Regions from separate parts of the Homo sapiens genome. Here region 2 is linked to region 1. Evidence: chromatin contacts called from ENCODE Hi-C or POLR2A ChIA-PET data. All regions are on one chromosome and are shown on one strand. Each heading gives the region's core, a stretch centred on a gene start or an enhancer-like site at or near the end of the contact. The rest is flanking DNA. Distances are from core to core; before and after follow the strand shown. Region 1 holds the start of CBR1-AS1 (CBR1 antisense RNA 1). Region 2 overlaps HLCS (holocarboxylase synthetase).

Region 1 (3,710 bases), core at 58-2,557:
CTCAGGGAGGCTGAGGCAGAAGAATTGCTTGAACTCGGGAGGCGGAGGTTGCAGTGAGCCGAGATTGTGCCACTGCACTCCAGCCTGGCAAAATACTGGTGGCCAGGCATGGTGGCTCATGCCTGTAATTCTAGCACTTTGGGAGGCTGAGGTAGGTGGGTAGCTTGAGTCCAGCCTGGGCAACATAGTGAAACCCTGTCTCTACCAAAAATACAAAAATTAGCTGGGTGTGGTGGTGTGTGCGGTAGTTCCAGCTGGGAGGATTGGGTGAGCCCGGGAGGTGGAGGTTGTGGCGAGCCGAGATGGCGCCATTGCATTCCAGCGTGGGCAACAAGAGCAAAACTCTGTCTCAAAAAAAAAAAAAAAAAAAAAGTTGTGGGTTCTGGTGGTTTACTGCTGTGATTCTGTTTAGATTGGCTTTGCTATCACTTAATGCCATTGTCCCTTTGTGTTTACCAAATCACTGGGTAAGAACCCAAACCTTTGCCAGTAACATGGCATTCTTCCAGGGTTCTTCTCCTTCCAAAGTCCTTTTGTGGTCTGAAGGACTGAATGTCCACAGCCGTTCCCTCATCTGCATCCAGCGACTGTCTGAGCACCTGTTAGGTACCAGTCATGCTCAGGAGTGAACAGAGGCCTGGGAAGGGCAGGAGTGGAGCTCCCTGCCTTCATGGCTCCTTATTGTAGCTCCTACTTACTCACTGTGTGATCGTGGGCAAGGTTCCCAATCTCTCAGTGTCTCAGTTTGCTCATCTGTACAATGGGAATAGTTTTAGTGCCTAGCTCTTACGATTGCTGTAAGGAGTACAGCATGAATGTTTAATATTATAAAAGTGCTTAGAGCAGTACTGACAAACGGTAATACATAAATGTTTGCTGTTCTTACATTTTTTCAGCAAAGGCAGGCAGACACCATCTAAAACCATACATTCATGTCTTTACAGCCATTGATTGGTGTTCTCCTGGGTAACAGGCACAGTCATGACTACCATTATTTGCTAGAGGCAGATAATGTGGGCAGAGGTGGGAGGTGAGGGGAACCTGTCTACAGCTTCGCCTTAAAGAAAGCGCTCTTGACTCCCATCGCGTTCTAAGAAAGTCTGGGTTGCAGAAGGCAAGCTTGGGCAGGAATGGGGCCCATTGTTTTTCTGGAAGCAAGATTAAGGTCAGGTTCTGAGTCAAATGAAGAGGTCAGCAAACAGCTTGGTAACTCCCCACCTCCTCTTCTCTATGCCTAGTTCTTCACTGCCTGCCCTTCCCAGGGGTGGGTCACAAAGTGGCTTAGGGTCAGGACAGTGAGGCTGTTGAGTGCCATGGGGGGTGTCAGGGAGAAGACAATTCCTACAATGCCACCTCATGTAGCTGAAACCTCGCCTTCCTCTCCTAAGTGTTCTGTGCCTGAGTGCTGGGGTCAGGATTATGCATGGTCCCAACAGGGCTTGACCAGGCAGGACAAGCAGGTGTGTGATTTGTATGCTTGAGGTCACCATGGTGGCTGTCCCTTTGCTACCCTGGAATTGGTTTCTGGTCTCTATATTCAGAGTGACTCAGGGAAAAGCATACTGCTTATTGTAAACACTGCTGACTTGGAAGAAGAGATTCTCCTTGCAAATGTGGTAGGAACCAGTTTAAGTGTGATGTCTGGAAGGCTGGGCTCTGTGCCTGAAAGGAAATCTGCCACACCCTTGCTAAACTGGACAGAGAAGGGGCCATGGCAGGCTGGTGAAGCACCTGTGCTGGGAAATGTGGGTCCGAAGGCCCCAGTCCTCTCCTTGGGAGCTGGATCAGGGTTTATTTTAAAGCCCATTCTTACCTCTTAGCTTGGCAAAGTATTGCCAAGCCTGGGGAAAACCAGCCATTCATGTATATTTCTGGCGAGTGTAATGTACCTCCTCTTTGGAGGGCAATTTGGCTGTTGTCTATTGAAATTAAAAATATGCGTCTCTTCCTGGAAAGGGAATTGTTGGGGGAATTTATCCTACAGATACCCTCCCGTGTGTGTAATGATAGCCGGACCAGGATGTTCTTTAAAAGTGGTTCTCAGCCAGTTTGTTACAAAGGTCATGAATTATTCAGCAAGATGATAATGGTTTTATGTTTTTAAAAATGATAAATTGTAGCCTGTTGATCATCGTTAAAAATATTTGAATGCTATTTGTATGGCTTTCTCTGTGAACTTCAGTGATTATTTTGGACAGTTTGTGTTTGTAGAACTTGCTGCCAGACAGTGCCCCTTGTGGTTGAGTGGCTGCACTACATGGCATATGTATCAGTTTCCTGCGGTCACCATAACTAAACACCAAATACAGGTGCAGAGCTTCATTCTCTCATAGTTCTGGAAGCCAGAAGTCCGAGATCAAAATGTTGTCAGGACCATGCTCTCTCTCCAAGCGCTGGGAAAGAATCCTTCCCTGCCTCTTCCACTTGCTGGTGGTTGCTAGCAATCTTTGGCATTCCTTGTCTTGGGGCAGCATCACACCAATGTCTGCCTCTGTCTTCATATGGCTGCTGTCTCTGCTGAGCATCTGTGTATGTCTTCTCCTCTCCTGTTCCTTTTTTTTTTAATTTTTTTTCCTGAGACAGTCTCACTCTGTCGCCTAGGCTGGAGTGCAGTGGCATGATCTTGGCTCACTGCAACCTCCGTCTCCTGTGTTCAAGCGATTCTCAAGCCTCAGCCTCCCGAGTAGCCAGGATTACAGGCGCCTGCCACTACACCTAGCTAATTTGTGTATTTTTAGTAGAGACACGGTTTCACCATGTTGGCCAGGCTGGTCTCGAACTCCTGACCTCAAGTGATCCACCCGCCTCAGCCTCCCAAAGTGCTGGGATTACAGGCATAAGCCACCATGCCTGACCCTTCTCCTCTTCTTATAAGGACATTAGTCTTCCAGCATAATCTCATCTTAACTAATTACATCTGTAAAGACCCTATTACCAAAAGGGCACATTCTGAGATGGCAGGTGGACATGAATTTTGAGGGGACACTGCAGAACTAACCCACTATAGAATCTTTCTTTAATGTTTCTATTGATCCCTTTCAACTGGTCTAATATATTATTTAGCCTGAATTTTTTTTTTCTTTTTTGAGACAGTGTCTTGCTCTGTTGCCCAGGATGGAATGCAGTGGCATGATAATGGCTCACTGCAGCCTTGACCTCCCAGGCTCAAGCGATCCTTTGTAGCTGAGACTACAGGTCTGTGCCACCATGCCTGGACAATTTTTTATTTTTATATATGTTTTTAAGAGGTGGGGTCTTGCTATGTTGCCCAAGGTGGTCTTGAACTCCTGGGCTAGAGCAATCCTCCTACCTTGGCCTCCTAAAGTCCTGGAATTACAGGCATGAGCCCTTGCATCTGGATAGCCTGACTTGTTTATCATAAATTCTTTTTTGAGATGGAGTCTTGCTCTGTTGCCCAGGCTGGAGTACAGTGGCACGATCTCAGCTCACTGCAACCTCTGCTTCCTGAATTGCAGAAGAATTCTGCAATTCTCCTGTCTTAGCCTCCTGAGTAGCTAAGATTACAAGTGTGCACCACCACACCTGGCTAATTTTTGTATATATATATGTTTTTTAGTAGAGATGGGATTTCGCCATGTTGGCCAGGCTGGTCTCAAACTCCTGATCTCAGATGATCCTCCCACCCCGGCCTCCTAAAGTGCTGGAATTACAGGCATGAGCCACCGTGCCCGGCCTATCATAAATTCTTG
Region 2 (3,570 bases), core at 1,011-3,510, 800 kb before region 1:
CATTTTGTTGGGGGAGGATTATATATAAGAGAGGGCCAACTAGTAGAGTTTAGAAAGGTGTTAAGTCTGCAGGTGTGGCCCTTTCCACGTTAGGGGGAAGAGGGTCCCTGTGTCAAGAGTATATTCAGACTGTAACTTTATTCATTTGGGATTGAAAACATTTGTTTTGACTTGAGCCACTTTCAGCAAATCTTTGGAACAATCACATTTGTGCTAATGTCTGCCATCTTGTGGCAACAGCGCTCTGGGTTTCACGTCTGTGAGTCGTGTCTGACAGGAAAATGCCCACGGAGCTGGGAATGTGTTCGGGAATTCTCTTGGCCCATGCCTGCACTTGCTGCCTGTGATTGATACCTGGTTTTGGGCAGGTCGCCAGATTCTCCAGGTGTAGGTTCTTGCTAATCCCCCTGCTTGGCCATACTATCAGTTTCATAGTCATTGTGACAAATTATTTTGTCTATTTCTGTTGTCTTCTCTGAACAGACAAATTTGTGAGTTGAATGACATAACCATGTAGTTTCTGCAAACACCCAATAGTCTAGGTGACTTTAAACACTAAACTTACCTACTTTCTCTTGAAACAAACAAATTATACCTCTCATCCCAACATTTTTTAAAAAGGAGGCACTTTCTTTTGTGTTACACTGTGTCCCTTAGTTTTTGGAGGAGAGCAGAGCTATGAGCTATCTGGGTGTGATGGGCTCACTTGGAGAAGACAGATAGAAAATCTGAGAGCACTGCCAGTCCCCTAGACCTTCTCTGTCGCCTTTTCCTGGGGATGGAGGGCTGGGGCTGGCTACCTTAGCCAGTGCCTGCTCTGAGGCTCCCAGCTGGGGAAGTCCGGGAGTGAGGTGGCCTGGCCTTGCCCTTGGCAGAGCTCCCTGCCCTTTCTCGGAGTTCTGATCATGCTGGTCTTCGGACTTGACCTCCGGACTCTTGGACAGAGTAGTGGATAGGAAGAGTGGCCCTGCCCCAGGTTATTCTCTTGTGAGTGGAAGTTTGGAACTCTTGGCATTTCTGGTGTATTTAGGATGAGTATAACCTGAAATACCCATGTCAGGGCTTTGTATCATGTGTCTGCTTATATTCAAGCACACAACAGATGCTTCACATTTTTGTCCTTCCAGTTTTTTAAACAGCCTGGGGCAGTGGGAGGTGATACTTTTTCACCTGTTCATTGATCAATTGAGGGAGTATTGATTTCCCCTTTCACAAACTTTGGGAATGAAATGCTTGAACATGATTAAAGCAAATATTTGCTCTGTATACACATACATGGACACTCCCTACTAAGCCCCTTATTACATAATAACTTTGGAAAATAATTATTTTCAGAAATGTTCACTTCCCATTGCGGGCCCTCCACTTGGCCTTGTTGATTTTCTTGGATATCTGTGCTGTGGACTACTTTCCTCTCAGCTGCTTATTTCTGACTGAATTCTGCTTTACTTTGGGAGCCCAAGGAATGGAATGAGTACGTGTATGTTGTACATATCCTCATTTCTTAATGTTTATTTTTAGTTTTTGAGGCAGGGTCTTGCTCTGTTGCCCAGGCTGGAGTGTAGTGGTGCAATCATGGCTCACTGCAGCCTCCACCTCCCAAGCTCAAGCGATCCTCCCACCTCAGCCCCCCGAGTAGCTGGGACTACAGGTGTGCATCACCATGCCTGGCTAATTTTTAATACTTTTTGTAGAGACAGGGTTTCGCCATGTTGCCCAGGCTGGTCTTGAACTCCCGAGTTCAAGCAATCTGCCTGCCTTGGCTTTCCAAAGTGTTGGGATTACAGGCATGGCGCTCCCGGCCTCTTAATGTTTATTAACTCTGCTTAGGTGTCCTTGAATCTGCTGTAGAAGGAAATGGCAGAAGTCAAGGTTTTATATGATGTTTTCTTGGAATACAAGTTCTCTAAAGGATTATAGTGCAAATGAATTTGAAGGTGGATATGCACTGCCTGAGGTGGTCTTTCCGGAGGCAGCTGAATTCCTCCTGCATCTAGTCACTGTGCTATGGGTCAGTATTTATAGATCTGGACCACAGAGACTGGGAATGGAATTGGGTTTGTGCTTTGTATTTGGTTTTCTTTCTGGCATCCCTACTTAACAGATCTCAGTCATCCTCACGGAATTAAGTTCCATGGAGAGGATCTTGGCACCCAGTCATCTGCTAAATCCTGCCTGTCCATTTGGCTCATCGCCTGCCTTAGGGATTGGATGCCTGGGCTGGCTTTCTGCTTCCTGTGCCCTGCAAGACACTCTGTTGCTGGGAGTCAAAGATCTCTCACCACAGGGTGTCGCTGCTGAGCTAGGCTGCCTCGCATACAGGACCCTAGAACTATAAAGTTGTTCTTCAGAGATTTAATTTTTTTCTGTCTATATCAGTTTCACATAGTATAATTTTATAGTTTTCCATTATATTGGTGGCACTTTCTTTTGGGTCTGCAGAAATTATTTCAATGTCCCAGTTAATAATATTCATCTTTCATTCAACGTTTACTGTGTCCTAGGTACTATTATAGTATGGGATATGAAAGAACAAAATAAATATGCTAGTTATCTAAATAGTTTTACTGCGTACCAGCTGTGTTTACACAGTTTGGTGCCTTGACACTTGCTCTTTATGACGAATAGCGCAGAAGATTTATGTGCTTCTCCGTTACTGTGATATAACTGGAAAGAATAGTAGCAAGACCCAAAGAGAAAAAACACTCGCCTCAGCGACGGTCAGCCCTTGGCATTTGGGAAGGATGTGCTCGGAGACCTTCATCGACACCCAGACACCATGGTAGCGTGTGATTCCCACTATAAAACCCAGTCATGTGTGGCTCCATCAGTGTCACTGTGCACGATACCAAGAGGAAGCAGGGCTTGGCTGAGATGCAGGCTGTGGGCGGCTGAGCTGGGCTTCCTCCGACCAAGGCTTTCACGTTTAATTGAACCTCCCAGGAGCAGGATTGAAATTTGGGTCTCAGCAAAATGACAAAAAGTTAAACCATAAAACAAACACACAAACACACGTTTACCACACACCTATCTCCGTAGAAAGAAGACTGGGCCAGGTGCAGTGGCTCAAGCCTGTAATCCCAATGCCTTGGGAGGCTGAGGCAGGTGGATCGCTCAAGCCCAGGAATTCGAGACCAGCCTGGGCAACCTGGCAGAATTTCGTATTCTTTACAGAAGATACAAAAATTAGCCAGGCATGGTGGCGCATACCTGTAGTCCTAGCTACTCGGGAGGCTGAGGCAGGAGGATTGCCTGAGCCAGGGAGGTTGAGGCTGTAGTGAGCTATGATTGTGCCACTGCACTCCAGCCTGGGCAACAGAGTGAGACCCTGTCTCAAAAAAAAAAAAAAAAAAAGGAAACAAGACTGGAAGGAAATCTGGTATATATGGGACTTATTTGTGGTGGAGTGCTTAAGGGTGATTTTAATAATCTTTTAAAACTTTCTCTGTATTTTCCAAATTTTCTATAATGATTATATATATAATAAGCCAAATTAGTTATTAGTTATTTTATAATGAGCCAAATTGGTTATTTGTTATGAGTTATTTTATAATGAGCCAAATTAGTTAT

Evidence for each region. Hi-C counts contacts between places; a loop is a spot of excess contacts on that map. ChIA-PET counts read pairs that join two places held with the same protein, here RNA polymerase II (POLR2A). Pooled maps may share reads with other maps.
Region 2: a loop to region 1 is called in a map of B cell, with 12 times the contacts of the local background. The contact joins the enhancer-like site here to the promoter of CBR1-AS1 in region 1. A Hi-C loop is called at or near these places in 2 of 168 maps with a recorded cell type or tissue (A673 and B cell), 2 of 37 single-sample maps with no recorded cell type and 6 of 50 pooled maps. POLR2A ChIA-PET finds 5 or more read pairs at or near these places in 1 of 52 experiments (endothelial cell of umbilical vein).

The regions. Positions count from the first base shown.
Region 1 is chr21:36,124,237-36,127,946 of GRCh38, reverse strand. It overlaps CBR1-AS1 (CBR1 antisense RNA 1), which reads left to right and starts at 1,307. Exons shown (of 4, transcript NR_040084.1): 1 at 1,307-1,460.
Region 2 is chr21:36,926,526-36,930,095 of GRCh38, reverse strand. All of the region lies in intron 5 of HLCS (holocarboxylase synthetase), which reads left to right. Among named protein-coding and RNA genes, the nearest start is that of HLCS-AS1, 38 kb to the left of the region's middle. RefSeq lists a silencer at 2,151-2,343. Within about 2 kb of position 2,260, at least 3 of the 41 ENCODE cell types and tissues checked have a DNase peak (open chromatin) inside an H3K27ac peak, as active enhancers do.